Regions from separate parts of the Homo sapiens genome. Here region 1 is linked to region 2. Evidence: chromatin contacts called from ENCODE Hi-C or POLR2A ChIA-PET data. All regions are on one chromosome and are shown on one strand. The core of a region is the stretch at or near the end of the contact, and the rest is flanking DNA. Distances in the headings are between cores, read along the strand shown.

Region 1 (4,634 bases), core at 468-2,967, 330 kb before region 2:
CAGTGACTCCAGATTTAGAGGAGAAAGCTGTTTAAATTTCAGACTTCCCCTGAGACCCATGACCCCAAATGACTCATGGGGGGATGTGTGGAGGGGCAGGGCTGCATTGGATGCTTTTCCAAAGTTCCCACACATTTTGAAAGCCTCTGCCTTACCCCTGACTTAACTCCAACTGTGGCTGCCCTCCCACACCTGGCCCAGGCTTTAGCCACTCTCCTGCCTTCCTAACTCTCCAGGCCATGAGATTTTCCCACAGGTCAAACTTGAAAGGGGTCCTGAATTCCCTTTATTAAAATATTCTGGAAAACTTCGTTTGACCTAGACCTTGGCACCCCACAATTCAACCACCTCTTTCGGAGGCCGGCTTGGAAAGCCACTCCACAGCAGCTGGACAAATCCTCACAATATCAAACTGGACGCCAAGCGTGCCTGCCAGTGTCCCCTCTATCTGGAGCGACCACCAGCCAGCACCCGCTACTTCCAAATCAAGTGGCCATACCTGGGTGCCCCGCTCCCAGACCGAGTCAGACCAGTCATTTCCTTTGACCACAGAGTGAAAATGGCCCGTCTCGCCCTGCTCCCACTTCCATCCAAATGGACTTTGTCTTTTGTGTCTGTTGTGTCACGGAAGTCCGGCTTCCCCAGGCCAGGCTCCTCCCCAGGGCCCTCCCCGGCCCCCTGGGGATCACATTCCCGCCTGGGACTCCTCCCGCCCGCCCTCGCGGGGAAACTCGGTGCAAGGCTCTGCAGACGCCTGCAGCTCCGGTGGGCTCAGTGCCCAGCCCGGGCCCAGCTCCTCCCACACCACCGCACCATGGCCGCCAGGTGGCGCTGCCGCCGATGGAAGGGGGGGTCCGGGCGGTCCCCAGACACCTTGTGCGGGTACCGAGGCACAGCAGCACAGGACTGCCCCTATGGAGGGGCTGCCTGGCAGGAGCAAGGGACGCTCCTATCTGTAGTGCTAAAAAAAAGGATAAACTCCTGTAAATGCAAGAATACGTCCTTGATTACCTCCTCCCACCCCCACAAATTGAAAGGTGACTCCTCCCTCACCTCAAGCTGCACGCTCCTCTCTTCACGCTCCGTTGACCTTCAAGACTGGATGGTTCCACCTCCAATTCCCTTAAGGCAGAGACATCCACGGACAGGCTGCAGTGAGGGACATCCAACCCAAGCTGTCCTCAACCCCCCACAGGGCTTGCTTGCCTCACCGGCCCACCTCCGAGCCTTCCAGTTAGGGGCTCTGCTTCTGCACCTGAGCCTGAGACCTGAGGAGCCTCCCAATCCAGGGCTGCTCTGTCCCGCGGGCTATGAACCAGAGGGAGAAACGGGAGCAGAGGGTTGGAGGGCAGGAGGCTCGACCAGGAGGGCGAGGCCGCAGCCCGAGGCTCGTGGTAGTCTGCCTTCCTGCGCCTCTGCGCTGCAACGGAGCTGCAATGCAAGACGCCTTCATTTCAATGTCCCGGGCTCCAATCCCGGGTTCTACTCCGTGAACTTGGCTAAGTCATGCAGCTTCTTGGGCCTCAATTTCCTTCTCTGGCAATCTCGTGGATCTCCGAGGTCCCCCAGTCTGGACTTGCGGGGGCTTCGGGGGACGGTCGGCCTCGCGGGTGTCACCTCCCGGCAGTAGGCAGAGCGCTTCCCTCCAAACGCCCTCAGCCCTCATCTCGGCCTGGAGAGGAAATGCTGCTCTCTATATGACCTCTTAGGGCTCACTGAGGGGCCTAGGCTGGGAGGGGCCCCAAAGCGACGCCTCAGACTGCTGGGGGGCGGGGGCGGACAGGAGCGCTGAATAATGAATGAGACTTAATTGGGCCCGCACTGCGCGACGGCGCGCTAAGCTTTGCAAACAGCGTGGGCGGCGGCGGCCGCCGCTGGACAAACAAACTATCTCCCGGCTCAGGTGGTGGGGCGGGGGCGGCAGCCATACAAGGGAGAGGGAAGGGGCTGGCCGCCGGGGCACCCGGGGCCGCAGCGCGCCCCCAGGTTTACTTCCCGAGGAACCCAGAAATGCGGGGCTGCGCTGGCGGCCCAGAGAGTGGGGGTCGGGAAGGGGCTCAGGGTTCGATCTCAGGAAGGGAGGAGTGGGGAGGGAGAGAAGCGGATTGTGCGGGGAGAGCCAGGGGCCCAAGGGCAATGTAAGCGCGAGGAAAAGCTGAAGAAACGAGTGGAGGGCAGAGGAGAGGGGAGAAGTGAGCGAGGAAAAAGCGCACCGGGGGAGGGGCGACGGGGTCGGGGGAGCGGGAGAAGAGCTGTTACCGGGAGGAAAGGGAAGAGCGATGGAGGAACAAGCGAAGGAAGGCGCAAGGGGCCGGGAGAAGAGGAATTGAAGAGTCAAGGAGAGGGATGGGAGGTGACCGGAATAAGAACGAGGGGGCGGCAGGGCGGGGGGAGGCGCCCCTGCCTCCGCCTCGCCCTGCAGCGCTCCCGGCCTAGCGCTCTCTCCAGCCGCCCGCACTCACTTTGTCACAATTACGGGGCCGTCACTCCGCCCGGATTGTTTTCCCCAAATTGTTGTTCTATAAACTGGTGCAGAGTGGGAGGTGGGGGGATCTGACAAACTGCAGCGAGAGGAAAGGGTCTGAGCTGTGGTGCGGGGCGCGGTGGTGCATTTACCCGCAAACTGGCCCCGCGTGGGCGGAGGAATCCAAAAAACCCACGCAGGAATTCTGGTTGCTGCCCCAGCTTCGTCGCTGACCCCGCTTTTAACTTTTTGGCTATTCTCAGCATCGGCTGCCTCGGTTTCCCCAGCAGAGCGTGACAAGGATCGGAGGCTGGGGTGGTGGAGGCGCTTGTAGGTGGGGTCCAAACCGTCCTGCCTGTCCCATTCTGTCTTGTTCTTTACTACCCGGGTCTCCCCGGCGGGGGATGGGTGGTCTATCCCAGCCCAGCGGTCCTCAGAGCGACCTCGAGTGCCTTCTTCCCCCGTGAGTGAGGCTTCTGCCCTCACCCGGTCTGGGCCATCTCCTACCCCGCCTGTGCCCTCCGACCCTCTGCCCTGCGCCGCTCGGTGTCCCAGCCTTTCAATTCGGCAAACATACGTTGCGCGCCCACTGAGTGCCAGCGCTGAGCCAGCCTCACCCCGCCGCCTCTCCCCCCCGCCACCCGCCCCTTCCCGGCCGGCCCGGCCTGTCGGCTCCGTGACAGCAGCCGCCGAAGCCCCGGCCCCGCGGGAGCGGCCAGAGAGGAGCCGCCGCATGGCTGGCTCCGACACTGGCCTCCCCGGCGGCTCCAGGGGCAACGAAGGGTGGCGGCCGCTGAAGCGAGACTGGAGCCTGCTGGGGGAGTTGGCAGGGCTGAGCGGGGGAGGGGGAGGCCCTGGGCGGGCTTCTCTCTGGTTCTCTAAGGCCTGTCGTTCTCATTCCGTCGCCCTCCGGTACCGCCCGGGTCCCGACCCCTCCTGGCTTCGCGAGCCTGGGACGTGGTAGGCTCCCCACGCCCCCTCCCCCAGCCCAGGTGATTTACACGCGGGCTCCGCGAAGCGGCCGCTTCCCAATCAGGAATATCGACCCCGGGCGGGGCCCCCGGGCCGCATCGATCCCTCTAAGGCTCGGGATTTAAAAATGTCAAATTTGCCTTTTCCAGGCGGGCGGAGGGGGCGGGGGCCAGGCGGAGGGAGGTTGGGAGGAGGGAGGGACAGCAGGGCATCGACCAGGCGTCTGTGCTCAGAATGTGAAGTGACCCGCGCGTGCCCGAGCCCTGACACGGTGTGACCATCCTTGGGTTAGCAATCACCTCTGGATGGGGGCAGGAAGAAAGCCCTCCTCCTTCTCCTACTCCAGTGTCCGTGGGGTATTCTGCTGGGCTGGTGTATTCTTAGAGAGAAGAGCCCCAAGAGGAACAAAGAGAGAGCCCCCCAAAATGTAGGAAGACAAATTTGGAAGATTCCTAAATGTGGAAATATGCAGACACAAAGGAGGGTACAAAGCCTGGGCGCCGTGACTCACACCTGTAATCCCAGTACTTTGGGATGCTGAGGTGGGTGGATCACCTGACATCAGGAGTTCAAGACCAGCCTGGTCAACATGGTAAACCCTGTCTCTACTAAAAATTAAAAAAAAAAAAAAAAAAAAGCCGGGTGGAGCCTGTAGTCCCAGGTGTTCAGGAGGCTGAGGCAGAAGAATCTCTTGAATCCAGGAGACGGAGATTGCAGTGAGCCAAGATCGAGCCACTGCACTCCAGCCTGGGAGACAGAGTGAGACCCCGAAAAAAAAAAAGAAGAGGACGTTTACAGAGATAAATATACAGAAGCTCCAGGAGATACCCTAGCCCCAAGGAACAACAAGACAAAGGGAAGGGGTCTTGCTGAACAAAACAGGGGGCCAGAGATCCAGAGTCAGCCCAGCTCTCTGCTCTGTAAACCCAGGAGGTTCAGGGCTGGGAGGAGGCCAGGTTCAACTTCTTGGTGTTTTTGAGAATGAGGATTGAGAGTGGAGACCAAGCCAAACTGAAGAGAGTTATTATGGAGAGGAATTAGAGTGCAGTTAGCATTATCCTCCCAAGGCATAAACTAGTAATTAACTTGGACTTGAGACCCAAAAGGTTAGGGTCTCCGAGGCTGCTAGTACAGGCTCCAAAGAGATAGGCTGCCTTGGAGGTCTGAAGGTCAGCCTCTCTCTTCCTGAGCATCACAC
Region 2 (4,402 bases), core at 8-2,507:
GATGAAGATGAAGCTTATATGCAGTTCTCTTCTAGGGGCTGTGGGCAAAGGGCATTTTGTAATTAATATTTTCAAGAATCAGATGTCTGGAGTGTAGGGGTGGGCTTGGTGGTGGTGGACGGGCGGGCCTGCTGGAGGGGGAGCTTGGTCGCTGTTGTGATTTTAGGTTTGTTTTTGTTTTGTTTTGAATTTGGGGGGTTGTGGATTGTTGGGGGTAGGGAGATTTTTTTTTTTTAAAGCTGCTTCCTCAACTGTTTCAAGCTGCAAATGTTTAAGAGAATAACAGCCCCCACTCCCACAGGAACCGCTGTAATTAAATCAGACAGTAGGAAGACTGGGCTGCTGCCCTCAAAGCCACAGCCCTTGGATGTTCCTTTTCCGAGAGCAGAAGGTCTAGGCTACAGGGAGGGGGAGATTGGCTCCCGTGAGTCAGGCTGTGTTTGGGGCTTGGGCCCTGGGATTGGGAAAAGGGGATGGGGCAGACTTTGTAAGCATATGCTAGGTATCCGATAGTCCTGTAGAATTTAGTGAAGAAACCTTATACAGTTTTTAATTTTTATATAAACTATAACTCAGACCCAAGCTACAAGGTTGGAATTTTGGTTGGTTTTTTTTTTAAGTACCCTGCCTGTATAATTGCATCAGAATCCCCCACCCCACCCCCCGCCCCCGTGTTTGTATTTTGGGTTGGTTTACACTCGCACATACTCAGTTTTCAGTTTTCCCCTTTACAGTCTTCTCCCCTCACCTCCAGGACCCTCCCCCTTTTTAAAAAATAAATCGCTGACAAGTGTGAATCCCGTGAAGACTTTATTTTGTGTTGTGTGTATCCTGTACAGCAAGGTTGGTCCTTCGTAACAACGGATGAAATGGTTCCCTTTTTTAAAGCGCCCTCTCTCCCTCCACCCTCAGCGCCCCTGTCCTTGGCATGTTTTGTATCAGCGATCATTCTGAACTGTACATATTTATGTTGCGAGAGGCAAAGGGCAAGTTTTGGATTTTGCTTCTTCCAAGTTTGTTTTTAAACGACAAATAAAAAAAGAACATTTTAAATACAAGCGGCTCCGTCCCATGACCCTCGCCGTCAGCCGGATCCGTGCGGTCCGCGAGGACCCGGGGGAGGGCGGTTACCGAGGCCCGCCACCGCCGGAAGGGTGGGTTCCTTGCCTTCCGCCCCAGTCTGGCGACTGCCATGACGTGGGCGGAAGTGGCGTCGCCGCACCGGATGTGGGGCGGGGCCTGCCCCAAGAGAGTTTCCTAAAGCGAGGAAACCAAGCCGGGCGCCTCTTGCAATGGAGACGGTGAGGAGTGCAGGAGGGCGGTCGGGGGCGCTGTGGAGCCTAAGACACCCCCCCAACCCTTAGGAGACCGGGAGGGCCGGGCAGGGGCTGGCGCTGGTGTCTAGCAAACAAAAAGCAGCCGGGTGTCTGCCCTATCCCGTGACCCTGTTCCTCCGCTTCTTCGTTGGGCGCATCTCCTGGAACTGGGCCGCGTCCCCGCCGCCTTTCCGTACGCGGTACCCTTAGCCCAAGCAGGCAGTGACTCCTGGCTCCCTCCTTGGGGCCCACGTATGCCGTGGCAATCTCGGGCCTCCTTTCCTATTGGCACCTCAAGCCCTTTTAGAGGTTTGAGAGCGCAGGGTTGTGAGCCGGCTTTGCTGGGTGAGGCACGGGGCGTCCAGAGGGATCTCCGCTTGCAGGTAGCTCCTGGACCTCGATGGTCTTTCTGTGATCCCTGCAATCCCCGGCAGGAGGACATCTGAAGATCTTTATACTGCGTCCAGTGAAGTCACATTCCCTTAATAAGACCGAGAATTGAGGTTTGCTTGAAAGAGGAAATCTTGCAGTGTTAGAGGCCGATGTGTCCCTGGACAATTTTAGGTCATGGCCCGCTCTGCGACTCTAAGCAGGGGTTTTGGCATAGCTCATTCTTGGCGAGCAGGCATTGACCAATTGTGGCAGGGCCCTGTCACCCTCCCACAGATGCTGCGGGTTGCCTGCTACATGTTTGCACCCACCCTCACTCTCAGGAGTCTTTTTCTAGCGCTCTGTAACCCCTCCCATACACTTCCCTCTCCACAGTTTTTAACCATGTGTCTTCTTTCAGGCAGAGTAACTCTTTCCATCTTGGTTTTTATCATCTGCTACTGTAGTTACGAAAGGACTGCAGGTTCACTTTGCTTTGGATTACATGCCCAGAGTAATTCTTTGCCACACCGTTTCTCTGCTCACAGAGAGGTTGTTTCTTTCAGGTTTTCAAAAAGAAAACCGACCAAAGTACTAAAATGATTCGCAGTTGGTCTCCCAGGCAAGGGAGCCAATTCTGACTAATCAGGATAATCTTAAACAAAAATAAGGAGTCTAATTCCATTAAATTTAAAATGACATGTCATATTCTACTTACTTGTAAATGTATTATGGTTTACAAAGCATTTTTATATAGATTTTCTAATTTAGCCTTTACACTTTATGTACTGGATTAGGCTCTGGGGTAGAAGTTAAAAAGAGGAAAAAGAAAACTCAGCCAGGTGTGGTGGCTCACGCCTGTAATGCCAGTACTTTGGGAGGCCAAGGCAAGTGGATTGCTTGAGCTCAGGAGTTCAGCATCAGCCTGGGCAACATGATGAAAGCCTGTCTCGACAGAAACAAAAATACAAAAATTACCCAGGCGTGGTGGTGGTGGTGTGTGCCTGTAGTCCCAGCTACTCGGGAGGCTCAGGTGGGAGGATCGCTTGATCCAAAGAGGTGGAGGCTGGAGTGAGCTGAGATCATGCCACTGCACTCCAGTCTGAGTGACACAGTGAGATCCTGTCTCCAAAAAAAAAGAAAAGAAAGAAAACTCCTGCTTTGAAAATGTTCAGCCTAACTGGAGTGATGGTGAGGGCAAGCCAGCAACAGCTGTTATTTAAAGGTAGACTATAATAAATGCTGTCATCAATATGAAAACAGAGGACTGTGACAGAATAGCTGAGAGAAAAATTACTTTGGACCTAGGAGAGGGCACTGCAAATTGAGAGAACAGTGTGAGCAAGGGCACTGAAATTGGGGTATGTAGAGAACTGGGGGTGAGCCAGCGGCATGATGTTGCTGGCTTTGGATTTTGGTCACAGTGGGAGAAAAGACTGGAAAAGCAGGCTAAGATCAGGTTGAAGGTATTACACACCATGCTAAATTTGAACTTTGTTTTGTAATAGGGGACCCATGGAAGATTTATGAGCAAGTCAGTGAATGTCCTTTAGGAATGTTCATAGCAGCTTTCTGTACATGGACTGAGCTACTTCGAAAAGTAAAGTTTCTTGTTAATGGGGATGAAAGTCCCTTCCAAATCTGAGATGCTTTGGTGAACAAACTTGGTGAAAGCATGAAAGATAAATTGAAGAACAGATAGATTTGGGCCAAGGACCCCAGTTTAAACAACGTTGCAGAGGTGAGAGGTAAAAGCCTAAATTAAGGCTGTGATATTGGCAATGAGAGAGATGGATCTGAGACATTTCTAACATACCAGCTTAGCTGATAAGTGTTAAGAAGACAGCTGTGCAAAACAAAAAAACAAGATGGGAACCACAGCGAGAATAATAGGATTGGAGGGACAAATGTTTTGTTTCGTATTCAAGCATTTGAGGAGTCTCTGTGACATCTATGGTTGTCAAACAAATAATTGGAAATGTAGATCAGAAGTTTGGAAGAAATTGCGAGTCTATTTGTCAGATGTAGACTGTGTCTCTGTAATATTTTGTACTTGCGTGGTACAGTGGTACTTTCTCAGGTCCCTTATGTTATTAAAAGTAGAAAGGAGGCCAGGAGCAGTGGCTCTTGCCTGTAATCCCAGAATTTTGGGAGGCCAAGGTGGCCGGATCGCTTGAGCCCAGGAGCTCAAGACTAGCCTGGTCAACATAGCGAGACCCCATCTCTACAAAAAAATACAAAAAGTAGCTGGGCCTGGTGGTATGTTCCTGTAGTCCCAGCAGCCCGGGAGGCAGAAGTCGGAGAAGCTGGGGAAGTTGAAGATGCAGTGATCTGTGATCATGCCGCTGCACTCCAGCCTGAATGACAGAGTGACACCCTGTCTCAAAAAAAAAAAAAAAGGTAGAAAGGAGTAGATGTAATTACATAATCCCCCCTCTGATATGGTGAAACAGGCAGAAAGTTAAAAGTCACGGCCAGGCTCGGTGGCGCATACCTGTAATCCCAGCACTTTGGGAGGCCGAGGCGGGTGGATCACGAGGTCAGGAGTTTAAGACCAGCCTGGCCAACATAGTGAAACCCCGTCTCTACTAAAAATACAAAAAAAAACTTAGCTGGGCGTGGTGGCAGGCATCTGTAGTCCCAGCTACTTGGGAGGCTGAGGCAGGAGAATCGCTTGAACCCCGGAGGCGGAGATTACAGTGAGCCAAGATCGCATC

Evidence for each region. A loop is a pair of places that touch in the nucleus more often than their neighbours do. ChIA-PET counts read pairs that join two places held with the same protein, here RNA polymerase II (POLR2A). Pooled maps may share reads with other maps.
Region 1: a pooled map shows a loop between it and region 2 (2.6-fold over the local background). The contact joins the promoter of DNAJC22 here to the promoter of PRKAG1 in region 2. A Hi-C loop is called at or near these places in 2 of 50 pooled maps. POLR2A ChIA-PET finds 5 or more read pairs at or near these places in 3 of 52 experiments (H1, WTC11 and activated B cell).

Annotation. Positions count from the first base shown.
Region 1 is chr12:49,343,971-49,348,604 of GRCh38, reverse strand. It overlaps DNAJC22 (DnaJ heat shock protein family (Hsp40) member C22), which reads right to left and starts at 1,717. Exons shown (of 4, transcript NM_001304944.2): 1 at 1,054-1,717; 2 at 500-961. RefSeq lists silencers at 681-900, 2,933-3,052, 3,073-3,172, 3,203-3,392 and an enhancer at 75-1,018.
Region 2 is chr12:49,015,631-49,020,032 of GRCh38, reverse strand. PRKAG1 (protein kinase AMP-activated non-catalytic subunit gamma 1) reads left to right here and starts at 1,257. Exons shown (of 12, transcript NM_002733.5): 1 at 1,257-1,301. The coding sequence starts at 1,293. KMT2D (lysine methyltransferase 2D) reads left to right here. Exons shown (of 55, transcript NM_003482.4): 55 at 1-1,055. DDN-AS1 (DDN and PRKAG1 antisense RNA 1) reads right to left here. Exons shown (of 2, transcript NR_147179.1): 2 at 793-1,797. RefSeq lists enhancers at 854-1,053, 1,626-2,216.